Regions from separate parts of the Homo sapiens genome. Here regions 1 and 2 are each linked to region 3. Evidence: chromatin contacts called from ENCODE Hi-C or POLR2A ChIA-PET data. All regions are on one chromosome and are shown on one strand. The core of a region is the stretch at or near the end of the contact, and the rest is flanking DNA. Distances in the headings are between cores, read along the strand shown. Region 1 has its middle 80 kb from the start of RAPGEF4. Region 2 has its middle 83 kb from the start of PDK1-AS1. Region 3 has its middle 38 kb from the start of RAPGEF4.

Region 1 (4,771 bases), core at 1,277-3,776, 42 kb after region 3:
GTGCACTGATTTCATATTGTTCAAACACACATGTTTTACAATCAATTTGTACAGTTAACACAATCATCACAGTGATCCTGAGGTGATATACATCCTCAGCTTACGAAGATAACAGGATTAAGAGATTAAAGTAAGACAGGCGTAAGAAATTTATTATAAGAGTATTATCAGGGAAGTGATAAATATCCATGAAATCTTCACAATTTATGTTCCTCTGCTGTGGCTCCAGCCAGTCCCTCCATTCGGGGTCCCTGACTTCCCAAAACATGGTTTGTTTTCACCAAATCTCATGTTGAAATTTGGTCCCCAGTGTTGGAGGTGGAGCCTAATGGGAGGTGTTTTCATCACAGGGATGGGTCTCTTATAAATAGATTAATGCCCTCCCTGGGAGGTGGTGGGGTGGTGTGAGTTAGTTCTCACTCGATTAGTATCCACAAGAGCTGATCATTAGAAGGAGCCAGGCACTTTCCCCTTCTCTCTTGCTTCCTCTCTCCCCATGTGATCTCTGCACATGCCAGTTCCCCTTCACCTTCCACCAGGAGTGGAAGCAGCCTGAGGGTCTCACCAGAAGAAGATGCCGGCATCATGTTTCTTGCACAGTCTGCAGAATCAAGAGCCAAATAAACCTCTTTCCTTATAAATTACCCAGCTTCAGGCATTCCTTTATAGCAACTCAGAATGCGCTAAGACTGTACAGATTTCCTTCAGCCTCAACTTCTTATCCTTGAAGGTAAGAATAATGCTTTCCTTCTGGCATAGGGAGAGCATCTTTCACATGGGAATTTCATCTCCTGCTTTTAAGAAACTGAAGAAAGGTCAGAGTGATCTTCTTGCACCTGCTATTGTTCAAGTGCCTTTAACTTAAAATAGTCAATATGCCAGAGCAAGATATTTTGGGGTATCATGCTTTTAACTCCTTCAGTAATTGGAAGAAATCTATGAGTCCATAAGTGTATCAGATTTTATCTGTAAATTAATATTAAATAATACAACCTGCACATAATAAAAACCACAAGTTAAAAAATATAAGCATCATTTAAAAGCAGTATCGAAACACTTCTGGTTTCTGGTTCAATATGAAAAGAACTTGGAAGTCATCATTCTCATCCTCACAACAAGAAATAAGCTGAACAAACCAAAAATCAACAATTCTTCTGACCAGGCACGGTGGCTCATGCCTGTAATTCCAGCACTTTGGGAGGCTAAGGTGTGGAGGTCACTTGAGCCCAGGAGTTTAAGATCAGCCTAGGCAACATAGTGAGACCCCATCTCCATTTAACAATAATAATAAATAATAAAAATAACAAAACAAAACAATTCTTCTTAGATCCATCAGAGAATTGAGGTCACAGGGCAAACCACCTCCCAGAAAATTTGCAAGACAGGAGGATGTAGAGAATCACAACTTACCAAGAACAGAAGCCCAGTAATAAAAGGCCAGCACTGGAGGCAATACCAGTAGGAACACAAACTGTAATTGACAAATTGCTGGAGCCTCAACGTGAATGAGCTTGGGAGTTAAAAACTCTGGGTGAACCCAGTCTTAGGAGAGCCCCCACACTTGTCTTGAGTCTTACCTCCAAGAGTCTCATCAAACTCTCAGGTGAAAGTCAGAGAAAAACTTCCCCTCATGTGTGGGTGGGGGAATTACTTTTTTTAAATTTTATCTTTTAATTTTTATTTATTTATTATTTTGAGGCCAGGTTATGAGACTATTTTTGTATTTTTGGTAAAGACAGGATTTTGCCATGTTGCCCAATAAGGCTGTTCTTGAACTCCTGGCCTCAAGAAGTGATCCTCCTGCCTCAGCCTCCCAAAGTGCTGGGATTACAGGCATGAGCCATCACATACAGCCGCATGGGGGAACTATTTTGCAATATACTAGAGGCTTTGTTTTCTTTAACAAAAGCTTGCCTTCCAGGGAAACTATTTTACCAGGGCCTAACCTAATTGGGTTTTGCCAGAGCCTAATCAACCTGGGGAAGAAAAATACTCAACTCCAATCCTCTAGGCTCCTCTAAGGGAGGAGCATGGGGGAGACCTGAGAAGCACTTGTAAAGGTCACAGCCCAGGGACACGGGCTCACCACAAGCTGAGACTTAATCATAGGACTGTAGAATGTGTCCCCCACCCCACACCTCACTACCACATCAATCAGGCTCCTATAAGATAACAAGGGTTTACAGCTAAAAACAATGTTGAATGTATAGTAGCTTATTGCTCTGTATTTTCATAATGTGGGATTCCGCCACTATCATATGGAGGCTCAGTAAATCGTTTTAGTGTAAAAAATACTTAGAGATTCTGAAACCACTGTTCTAAAATAAAGCTACCTAATTGTACTTGAGGATAATCTCAGGTCTTAAAGAGAGAAAAATGGAAACAATCTGTAGTGAATTTAGTGCAGATAATAAAGCTTCATATACAAATAAGGTGATGTTTATGGAGGACAAACTATAAAGATCCAGGGAAAGATGACTCATCTTTATTGAATATCTCTCATGTTTAAAGTGTTTGTGTCTTCGAAGAAACCAAGCTTCATGCTAGATTTGAGTCAAAAACAAGCCAAAGTCACTTCTTTACATTCAAGTACATGTGTGACCCGCTTCTCCCAGGATGCTGGACAAGAGTTTGGGATACAGAGAGCTGTCACACTGGCACTCTGCCCTTACAGAAAGGCAGAGGGTCCACTGAGCTGGCCAACACTCAAGCCATCCGTGGACAGCAAGGCTAAAAGGGCACACTGTAACACACGCCCACTTGGGCTCCTGCACTTGTCCAGCTGCCTGCTCCCCATCCCGTAAGGGGTTGAAGGGATGGTGACCAAACAGACAAGCCACACCCCTGTCAAACATCAGGCAAAGGGGTTCAGGGAACTCTCCCATTTCACCACCATGCTGCTTCCAGAATGACCAAGAAATGATCCAAGAGCTTAGAAGATATGGCTTAGCACTTTTTCACCTTCTTACGTGAAAAGAAAGTTAAATAAAATGTAAGCCTGGCCATGTGAATGTGAAATAACCAAAGGAGTGGAATGAGCTCTTTCTATTAGTGGGATTAGCAAAAGGTTCCTAAAAGGGGTCACTGGAAGTGAATCAGCAAGACCTGGAATGATGAATGTGTGATAAAAACCACGATTTGTTCAACACTGGGAAATGTGAACAATGCTGCCTAAGGAGTTTGTATTCAATAAAATGCTCTCTAAAGAAATAGTTTTAAAGCTGGTCCTCGGGACAGATGATCACCTTAAAGCAGAGCCCATGGGCCTCATCCAGACCACAAAATGGGAGAAGGGCTTTGCCAGGCTGCAGAAGCCTGCTGACTCCAGCCACCACGTGGGCAGGGCTGCAGGCTGGATAGCGGGGGAGCTCCAAAAGGTGGGTCAGGAGCTACAGAAGTTCCCCTTATCATCCAAAATCCAGGATATTCTGACTGTGGAGTCTTTGAAGACTACCATGCTTGTTTTTGTCCATCTATGGGGTAGTGGCTTGGGGAAAGGGGATGACAAGGCAGTACTGAGTATAACTGACAAAATCCCAATCCCCTGCAGCTCACAGGCTTTCGTGCTTGTATTGTCTTCTCTGCCCGCTATTAGGTAACCTCTCGGGTGAAACCGTCCTTACAGCTTATCCCTAGCCAGGTAGGGAGGCCGTAGACTTGCTTAGGCAACTGGGTTTTCCACGAGGCAGAGTGCACTGACATTAAAAAAAATTTTTTTTATTATTATACTTTAAGTTCTAGGGTACATGTGCACAACACGCACATTTGTTACATATGTATACATGTGCCATGTTGGTGTGCTGCACTCGTTAACTTGTCATTTACATTAGGTATACCTCCTAATGCTATTCCTCCCCCAGCCCCCCACCCCACGACAGGCCCCGGTGTGTGATGTTCCCCACCCTGTGTCCAAGTGTTCTCATTGTTCAATTCCCACCTATGAGTGAGAACATGCAGTGTTTGGTTTTCTGTCCTTGCGATAGTTTGCTCAGAATGATGGTTTCTAGCTTCATCCATGTCCCTACAAAGGACATGAACTCATCCTTTTTTAATGCTGCATAGTATTCTACATGCCACATTTTCTTAATCCAGTCTATCACTGATGGACATTTGGGTTGGTTCCAAGTCTTTGCTATTGTGAATAGTGCTGCAATAAACATACGTGTGCATGTGTCTTTATAGCAGCAAGATTTATAATCCTTTGGGTATATGCCCAGTAAAGGGATGGCTGGGTCAAATGGTATTTCTAGTTCTAGATCCTTGAGGAATCGCCACACTGTTTTCCACAATGGTTGAACTAGTTTACAGTCCCACCAACAGTGTAAAAGCATTCCTATTTCTCCACACCCTCTCCAGCACCTGTTGTTTCCTGACTTTTTAATGATTGCCATTCTAACTGGTGTGAGATGGTATCTCATTATGGTTTTGATTTGCATTCTCTGATGGCCAGCAATGAGCATTTTTTCATGTGTCTATTGGCTGCATAAATGTTTTCTTTTGAGAGGTGTCTGTTCATATCCTTTGCCCACTTTTTGATGGGGTTGTTTGTTTTTTTCTTGTAAATTTGTTTAAGTTCTTTGTGATTCTGGATATTACCCTTTGTCAGATGGGTAGATTGTAAAAATTTTCTCCCGTTCTGTAGGTTGCCTGTTCACTCTGATGGTAGTTTCTTTCGCTGTGCAGAAGCTCTTTAGTTTAATTAGATCCCATTTCTCAATTTTGGCTTTTATTGCCATTGCTTTTGGTGTTTTAGTCAGGAAGTCCTTGCCCA
Region 2 (4,341 bases), core at 316-2,815, 58 kb after region 3:
CAAAAAAAAAAAAAAAAAATGGACAAGTTACCAGATGTGGCACCTTACACCTGTAATCCCAGCACTTTGGGAGGCTGAGGTGGGAAGATCACTTGAGGCCAGGAGTTTGGGATTAAGCCTGGGCAACATAGAAAGACCCCGTCTCCACAAAAAGGAAAAAAGAATTAGCCAGGTGTGGTGATGATTCGTGCCTATAGTACCAGCAACTTGGGAGGCTAAGGTGAGAGGATTGCTTGAGCCCAGGAAGTTGAGGCTACAGTGAGTTATGATGCCACTACACTACAGCCTGGGAAACAGAGCAAGACTGTCTCAAAAGAAGAAAGAAGAAAGAGAGAGAAAGAGAGAGGAAGGAAGGAAGGGAGGGAGGGAGGGAGGGATGGAAAGAGAGAGAGAGACAAGGAAAGAAAGAAAGAGAGAGACAGAAAGAGAAAGAAAAAGAAAAGAAAGAAAGAAAGAAAAGAAAAAGAAAGAAAGAAAGAAACAGAAAGAAAGAGAGAAACAGAGAAAGAGAAAAGAAGGGAGGGAAGGAAGGAAGGAAGGGAGGGAAGGAAGGAGGGAGGGAGGGACAGCTTCCCCTGTATATTTGGATTTTCATTCTCAAGGCTACTGTGTATCCATGTGAAATAAATTTGCATGCCCTTTCTCCTATTAATCAATTAGCCTCATGTCAGTGATTTTCAGCAAACCTTTAGAGGGCCCTTGGTCCCTACATTATCTAAACTCTTCCTGTTTCTATTTTTAACATATTATCACCTCTAACAAAAGCAGGTTACCTCTCCTTGTAAAAGACTATTGCCTCATTGTGGTTGGCTGTGAGCAGGCCACATGCTCCAAGCACATCCCTGTGTTATTTAAGCAAAACACCCTGAACAAACCAAGGAAGCAAACAGCTGCCAGCTATTACATTTCCAAACAATTGTTTGGGTCTGTAAACATGCTATCTATCAATCAAACCATATATATATTTTTTTCTCTCAGTCTTTGTCTGAGGGTTCTGTGTAGCCATTTGCCTTTGCTGACCTCATCTGCCAATGAGCAGGCTGAGTTCTCAGGCAGTTTTGGTTGGGTATTGCTTTTCAGGACCAGGAAGGAGGGCCCAAAGTTAGACGTAGTGTCTAAACTCACATCAAACCTAAATATACACTTATGAATAAATATAAGACATCTTCTCCAGTGAGTCTCAATTTCTATTCACAGTAGATACTGTCCATAACTTAACCGTACTAAAATGTTTACATTCTCCAGTAAGTACCCTTCTATCCCTTGTCAAGGGGAAAATCAAACAGGATAAAGTTTAAAGACAAAAAAAATTTCCTGGCAGTAGTCCATGGCCTCTATCACATTGTCCATTTGGAATATTTCTTCGGCTTTATGGTTTGTCCACTGATTTCCATAATCCAGTCCTATCTCCTTGGTCCATATTCTCACATTTGTTTCACCTTCCACCTAGTCATCTGTTGCTGAGGCAAATGTCACTGCTGACTCAGTCAGTGTTGATTACTATGCCCTGTCTACGCAGACTAAAACCACAATGATTGTGCTCATTCTTTACATGTCTCCCCTAAAGCCCACATAAAGGTTGGAGTCCCTTAGGGCAGAAGTGTGATGACAGCATTAGATTCCCTCACCCATTTTGCTGATTTTGTTTGTTTGTTTGTTTTTGGAGAGCGAGAACCCATGCCCAAAAGATGGCACTAATCCCTTCATGAAGATGGATCCCTCATGACCCAACGTCCCTCAAAAATACCACCATTTCTCAAAACTGTTACACTGCAGACCAAGCCTCAAAATGAGTTTTGGTGGGGGCAACCATATTCAAACCATAGCATATAGCATATTTAAGTTAGCATCACTTATTTTGGGAATGAAAATAATTCTACATAATTTACTGAACAAAAATCATAGCATATTTTGTGGTTTTATGTTAGGTGCTTTTAATCGCAAAGAATAGAGAACTCTGGTTGTCTCCAATTAGGGAAGTCTATTATAAATCATCTTGTAGTAATAAGGAAACGGGGACCTCAGACACATGGCTAAGACACATGGGAACCTAGAAAAATCAAGTGCCCAAACTTCACAGGAAGAACAGGGACTCCATTAGCCAGACCCTTTGGAGAGTGAGCACACAGGTCATTCAGGATATAGGTGGCTCCTGAATTCTTGTAACTGTGTAGCTCCCTCCACGGCTGGCTACATAGTGTTTAAGGCCACTGCAAAATGAAAATGTGAACCCTTTTGCTCCAAAAGCAGGAAAAATTTGCCATTAAAGATACTTGGCTAGGCATGGTGGCTCATGCCTGTAATCCGGCTTTTGGAGCAAAAGGCCTCACATTTTGGGAGGCTGAAGTGAAAGGATCACTTGAACTCAGGAGTTTGAGACCAGTCTGCACGGCATAGTGAGACCTTGTCTCTATTTTAAAAAATAAAATTTTTTTAAAAAGGTACTAAAATGTTTTTTCTTTTCTTCTGCAGTTTCTCTCTCACCTTGTCGTGACGTTTTTACATGTTATTTGATGCCATTCCAAGTTATAATTATAGATTATCAGCATTTTTACCTTCATCTTGATATGGTGTGATGCCATTTTTAAATGCAAATGTAAGAACGTTTAATTTATATGTGGAATCATTAAAATTCCCAACCTTTAGCTAGACACAGAGTGCTGATTGGTGCATTTACAATCCTTTAGCTAGACACAAAAGTTCTCCAAGTCTCCTACCCAATTAGCTAGACACAGAGCATTGATTGGTGCGTTTACAAACCTTTAGCTAGACACAGAGCACTGATTGGTGCATTTACAATCCTTTAGCTAGACAGAAAAGTTCTCCAAGTCCCCACCCGACCCAGAAGCCCAGCCAGCTTCACCTCTCAATAAGATTTAAGTATAGATATTTCCTAGTTTTATGCTACATATTATACTGAATATGAGCTCTTTTATGGATAAAGACCATTATATAGATTTTACCTATATGATTCCACCAAAGAAATAATATTTTCTACACGTTAATATTTCAGTGGAAATTCAGTTAATAATTTTCAAAAACAGTTTCTTCCTCCCACTGACTTCATAGGAAGGAGGATTTTATGTCTTTGGAAATGTATGTCAGCAAGAAGATAAAATGGCAGTTAAAGGTTCATTTTAATTTGTTTTCTTCACTTGTTTATTTTTGGCTTTGTAGTAACGAGTGGCATCACCTAAGACACTTCATTCATGATAATAAAATGTCGTTTTCTTCATGAGTTACTTTTTTAAATAAAAGTGCCATCTCTGACCATGGCAGCAGTCCATGGTGTTTCTTTCTTGGGCCCATACTTGGGCAGGTTGGTTGATCACCAGTTGCTTGCATGACTGTTTCTATCCAAGTAGCAATTATGAAAATCAACCAAACATAAAGGAATTTATGTATTTAACTTAATATTGGTTTTTATCAGCTTCCTCCCTACTCCATTTAAAAAAAAATAAATGCAGGCTGGGTGCAGTGGCTCACACCTGTAATCCCAGAACTTTGGGAGGCTGAGGGTGGATCACCTGAGGTCAGGAGTTTGAGACCAGCTTGGCCAACATGGTGAAACGCCATCTCTACTAAAAATACAAGAAAATTAGCTGGGCGTGGTGGTGTGCGCCTGTAGTCCCAGCTGCTCGGGAGGCTGAGGCACGAGAATTGCTTGAACCTGGGCGGTGGAGGTTGCAGTGAGCCAAGATTGCGCCACTACACTCTAGCCTGGACGACAGAGCGAGACTCCATCTCAATAAAATAAAAAAATAAGAAGATAAATGCAGCCTATTGATGTAGAAGTAGAGAAGAGAGCAGATCAGAATGAAAGTACTAAGTTATGTATTTACTTAATCAAATCAACTAAATTATGGTGACTTAAATGTAAATCTACAGAAAAGTGGATTAAAATGGGAGAAAAACAAAAATTATTGATTATACTATTTCTAAATATCCTAAGGATGATAAAGAATTCTGTAGACCAAAAAGTCCCAACATTTATTTATCCTTGATAAAAGAATAATTTTAAATGGGTTAAGGTGTATCAGGTACGGGGCCAACTGAGGCTGTTTGGTAGGCATTAAAGGAATATCCAGTGAAGAGAAATAGGCAGAATAAGTGACCTCTGTGGATGTTTAGCGGGGAGCATGTGAAATGTTCTAACTGAGCAGTGAAGGGTCCTTCAACAGAAAATGTGTTCCAGAACAGAGCACCAAACTGCCAGCGTCAGGGAGCTGCTCCAGAACAGGTCAAAGTGGGAACTAAAGAATACTTGGAAACATGAAACATTTTTTAAAAGTTATCTACAAAGCTGCCTTATACAGAAATCACTTGAGTCAGTTCTAATGC
Region 3 (4,860 bases), core at 1,218-3,717:
CCCAAGGTGCTGGGATTGCAAATGGAGTCTCGCTCACTCAGTGCTCAATGTTGCCCAGGCTGGAGTGCAGTGGCGTGATCTCTGCCCGCTACAACCTCCACCTCCCAGCCGCCTGCCTTAGCCTCCCAAAGTGCCGAGATTGTAGCCTCTACCTGGCCGCCACCCCGTCTAAGAAGTGAGGAGCGTCTCTGCCCGGCCGCCCATCGTCTGGGATGAGAGGAGCCTCTCTGCCTGGCCGCCCAGTCTGGGAAGTGAGGAGCACCTCTTCCCGGCCGTCATCCTGTCTAGGAAGTGAGGAGCGTCTCTGCCCTGCCGCCCATCGTCTGGGATGTGGGGAGCGCCTCTGCCTGGCCACGACCCCGTCTGGGAACTGAGGAGTGTCTCTGCCCCGCCGCCACCCCGTCCAGGAGGTGGGGGGCGCCTCTGCCCGGCCGCCCCGTCTGGGAAGTGAGGAGCCCCTCTGCCCGGCCGCCACCCCGTCTGGGAGGTGTACCCAACAGCTCATTGAGAACGGGCCATGATGACGATGGCGGTTTTGTCGAATAGAAAGGGGGGAAGTGTGGGGAAAAGAAAGAGAGATGGGATTGTTACTGTGTCTGTGTGGAAAGAAGTAGACATAGGAGACTCCATTTTGTTCTGTACTAAGAAAAATTCTTCTGCCTTGGGATGCTGTTAATCTATGGCCTTGCCCCCAGCCCCGTGCTCTCTGAAACATGTGCTGTGTCCACTAAGGGTTAAATGGATTAAGGGCGGTGCAAGATGTGCTTTGTTAAACAGATGCTTGAAGGCAGCATGCTTGTTAAGAGTCATCACCACTCTCTAATCTGAGGTACCCAGGGACACAAACAGTTCGGAAGGCGGCAGGGCCCTCTGCCTAGGAAAACCAGAGACCTTTGTTCACATGTTTATCTGCTGACCTTCCCTCCACTGTTGTCCTGTGACCCTGCCAAATCCCCCTCTACGAGAAACACCCAAGGATGATAATAAATACTAAAAAAAAAATAATAATAAAAAAAGAAAAAGAAAAAGAAAAAAAGCACATTTAGTTCTTCTGAAATAGAGCAATAATTTTCACTTAAATTGGTAAATATTTGTGGAGCATCTATTCTGTGCCAAGTGCTATGCTAGACAGCAGGAAAAGAAACCTGAAAAGACTGAAGTCTAGTCTGAAAATCGGTCGCAATTACCTGAGTCCCACAGAGACTGAGTGGTCTTATGCAATAACAATCCAGTGCACTACTTTTAACTTTTACAATCTGAACAGTAAAAAAAAAAAAAAAAAAAGTCAGATGAGGTCTGTACTCAAAATCAGGTGTCTTCAAAAAAAATATGAACGATTCAGTTGACTACTTGCAGGGACGGAAGAGTTTGTTTCCAAGCACAAACTAACTTACAGCTCAGCTTCGCTGAGAAGCTCTAGTTTTACTCAGTTGAGGTTTCCTGATAATTATTCTCTTGATAAGGAATATGTTTTCCATGCCATTTATTATGTTTTTGCTGTGCTCAAATGCTGCAAATTTTTATTCTCTCATAGAAAATAGCACATTCATCTTGCCATAAAAAATAGCGTAATTAAATTTCTAGCCACCCAGTTGTAGCAACTAGAAATGAAAGTTTGCTATTATTATGGCTATAATAATTCTTTAATATTTGACTAACAATAGATTCTGGGGACATGAGACATATGTTAATGTGCTTTTGAAATATTTTAAATGCTGCTTAAATATTAAAACATGCATTCTTCACATAAAATACCAAACGTATAGGGGAGATTTTGAGTCAAGGCACTCTCCTTAAATCTCACCCCCCTTTGCATCTCTGGCATCAGCTTCTCTTACTGTAATGGTTCTCATCCTAGCAGCACATAAAAATCACCTGAGGAGCTTCTAAGAAACAAAAAACACCAGTACCTGAGACTCTCCTGCAAGAGATTCTCATTTACTTGGTCTTGGGAGGCCCTGGGCATGCGTGTTGTTTAATACCTCCTCACGTGGTTCTAATGTGTAGTCAAGGTTGAGGACCATTGCCTAAAACAGTAGTTCTCAGTGTGGTTCCTAGACCAGCTTCAGCGTCACCTGGGAATTTGTTACCCATGTGAATGCTGAGGCTTCCCACAGCCCTCCAGAATCAGAAGTTCTGGGGGTGGAGCCCAGTCACCTCTGTTTTAACAAGCCCTTCAGATAGCTGTGGTGCACACTCAAGTTCCAACCATTAGGCTTAGAAGAATATAACAGGAATTTTCAAGAGAATGCAGTTAACACATGACAGGGAATATAGGTAGGTGGACTTTCTTCCTGAGGGGTAGGAGGCTCTGTAGTAGTTTGGGTGGAAGACCAGACGTTGCTGAGGAAGGTGCTTTTCTTTTATGATCAGCTTACCCAGGATGAGTCATACCATGGTGAAGTGAGTCACACTTACAAACCAGCCCAAACTTATGCTATATTTTCTTGCATGAGAAGAGGGAGATTCTTGGTGGAGAGAAAGGAAGGGGCAGGAAAATGCTCAGAAGTCTAGAGAGCATGAAAATTAGAAACTCTAAATATTTGGTAGAACAAAGTGGGGGATGATTCATGCATACCTCCATGTAGATACACAAAACCAGAATGCAAAATTAAACTGGTTTTAGGAAGTATTTCATCTCGCCCTCTAGGCTGATGCTGATGACTTTTATCTCTGCCATAAAAATTACACAGTAGACTGGGATTTCTTTCAGGAAGATGGGTGGCCATCTCATTGTGGGATTGTACTTCAGAATAAACAAATGCTGACATTTGGATCATTTTCTAGGGTTTCTAGTTTTCCGGTGAGATGCTTCTGACAGTTGCCATGGTAAATCCCTATGGACACCATTTTAAATTCTCCTCATTGGCAAGTAGCATATGGTGAGGATACACTGCAATTTTTGCTAAAACTATAGCTGTGGTAATGTATAATATAAATGAGATACACAGTTCAGCTTCTGTTGATCTGGGCCAGTATCTTCAGAATGGGGAAGTTTCTTCCATCTTCTGAGACAAGGATTACACATATTTGAAAATACGTGTAATTGAAATATTACACATATTTATTGAAAGATTAATGTCACAATAATTGTTTTTAAGAAGATTCTCAATCTTGGGGAGAACCACATGTAATTATTGGGGTTAATTAACATCTCTAAAATCTCTGAGGACTGTATTTTAACTGGAGACATTCTGAGCTCAGCTTGGATCATAGAGCATCACTGCTCAGCACGTGTATTCTAAAGATAAGGAAGGCAGTTGCCCCATCCATCCTGATTAATATGGCCAGTGGTATACTTGGTGTAATCAACAGCCACATAAGAAATACACTTCTTGAAATGTCAGAGGCTTGATAAAGCTGGATATTTACATGTGAAAATAATGGCAGGAACATATCTGGATACTTTACCAGCAAATTTAAAATTAAACGTGCCATTTATTATTTGCCATCCCCTGTCGTATGTCTCTGGGACTGTACAAACAGGGTCAATTACAGATCTTGGGGAATTGGTCACAGAATTATTTCTTGACTTAGTGATTTTTGCCCAGTGGGTTTTGCAGTTGGAATTGGCAAATGAGAGAACTAGATTTTCTTAAGGCAGCAAATGGGTAGCATTCACACAAAGGAGCCCTCTCTATTTGGGGTAATGTCATTGCAAGGATAAGTTGGGAAATATGCTCTCAAACATCTTCCGTTACAAATTCACCAGTTTTACAAGCAGAAGTGGATTTATATTAATAAGTAAGTGCTTTTACTAAGGAAACTTAAACTAATTGGGATAGAAGCAGAGTAATAAATTAGAATATAGTATATAACTTGTGAATGTTGGTTGATTGGCACAAATATTACCACTTTTTACCTCTCCTTTATATATTACTGATATTCAAAGGTGTGTAACACTTTAGAATAATTTCATACACTACAAGGATCCTATAAGATCATGAATAAGTAGTCTTGTGGAAGATATTGAGAAACTTCATAGGATTCCTTATAAAAGATGTTAACTGGAAAAATTTTAGCAATGCAGAAATATAAAGCAATAAAATTAAATTTACTCTTTCCATAGAAATTGGAAGAATGTGACAGAGTCAGAGTGTATAAATAAAGAGAAAATAAGCTATCAATTAGGATATTATTAAATCCTAATATGTCAGTGATCCTATGTCATCATACTAACGCATATTATGATCATTATACACTTTCCTCAACAATCAACTTCTCAGATTATGAGAGCAGCTAAATCAAAATGGCCCACTGTCAAAGATGTTCTATAGCCTTTCATCAACACTTTATAGGCTGTTATATAGGATTCTACCTCACTAAAAAATTAAAATTAGGAGATGTTAAAAACAGGAGTTGGGTAGTGCATGAACTATATATTGCCACAGAGTTATTGGCCTAAAACAAAACAATTTATTACCTCATTGCTTTTTTGAGTGAGGAGTTCAGGCATAGCTTAGCTGGGTTCTCTGCTTAGGGTCTCACAAGTCAGTAATCAAGGTGCCAGCCAAGCTGTGCTCTTATCTGGAGGCTCAACTGGGGAAGAATGCTCTCCTAAGCTTTTTTTTTTCTTTTTTTTTTTTTTTTGAGACAGAGTTTCGCTCTTGTTGCCCAGGCTGGAGTGCAATGGTGAGATCTTGGCTCACTGCAACCTCTGCTCCTGTGTTCAAGGAATTCTCGTGCCTCAGCCCTCTGAGTAGCTGGGATTACAGGCAACTATCACCACACCCAGCTAATTTTTGTATTTTTAGTAGAGACGGGGTTTCACCATGTTGGCCAGCCTGGTCACAAACTTCTGATCTCAGGTGATCCACCCATCTCAGCCTCCCAAAGTGCTGGGATTACAGGCATAAGCCA

What was found. A loop is a pair of places that touch in the nucleus more often than their neighbours do. ChIA-PET counts read pairs that join two places held with the same protein, here RNA polymerase II (POLR2A). Pooled maps may share reads with other maps.
Region 1: a map of PC-3 shows a loop between it and region 3 (2.4-fold over the local background). The contact joins two enhancer-like sites. A Hi-C loop is called at or near these places in 2 of 168 maps with a recorded cell type or tissue (IMR-90 and PC-3) and 1 of 50 pooled maps. POLR2A ChIA-PET finds 5 or more read pairs at or near these places in 6 of 52 experiments (AG04449, AG04450, MCF 10A and 3 more).
Region 2: a pooled map shows a loop between it and region 3 (2.9-fold over the local background). The contact joins two enhancer-like sites. A Hi-C loop is called at or near these places in 1 of 168 maps with a recorded cell type or tissue (PC-3) and 3 of 50 pooled maps. POLR2A ChIA-PET finds 5 or more read pairs at or near these places in 7 of 52 experiments (AG04449, AG04450, BJ and 4 more).

Annotation. Positions count from the first base shown.
Region 1 is chr2:172,653,711-172,658,481 of GRCh38, reverse strand. It overlaps a transcript of PDK1 not described here. Among named protein-coding and RNA genes, the nearest start is that of RAPGEF4, 80 kb to the left of the region's middle. RefSeq lists an enhancer at 2,714-2,883. Within about 2 kb of position 2,526, at least 2 of the 41 ENCODE cell types and tissues checked have a DNase peak (open chromatin) inside an H3K27ac peak, as active enhancers do; they include PC-3, where a contact is called at or near this core.
Region 2 is chr2:172,637,120-172,641,460 of GRCh38, reverse strand. It overlaps a transcript of PDK1 not described here. Among named protein-coding and RNA genes, the nearest start is that of PDK1-AS1, 83 kb to the right of the region's middle. Within about 2 kb of position 1,565, at least 3 of the 41 ENCODE cell types and tissues checked have a DNase peak (open chromatin) inside an H3K27ac peak, as active enhancers do; they include PC-3, where a contact is called at or near this core.
Region 3 is chr2:172,695,903-172,700,762 of GRCh38, reverse strand. It overlaps a transcript of PDK1 not described here. Among named protein-coding and RNA genes, the nearest start is that of RAPGEF4, 38 kb to the left of the region's middle. RefSeq lists an enhancer at 769-938. Within about 2 kb of position 2,467, at least 4 of the 41 ENCODE cell types and tissues checked have a DNase peak (open chromatin) inside an H3K27ac peak, as active enhancers do; they include PC-3, where a contact is called at or near this core.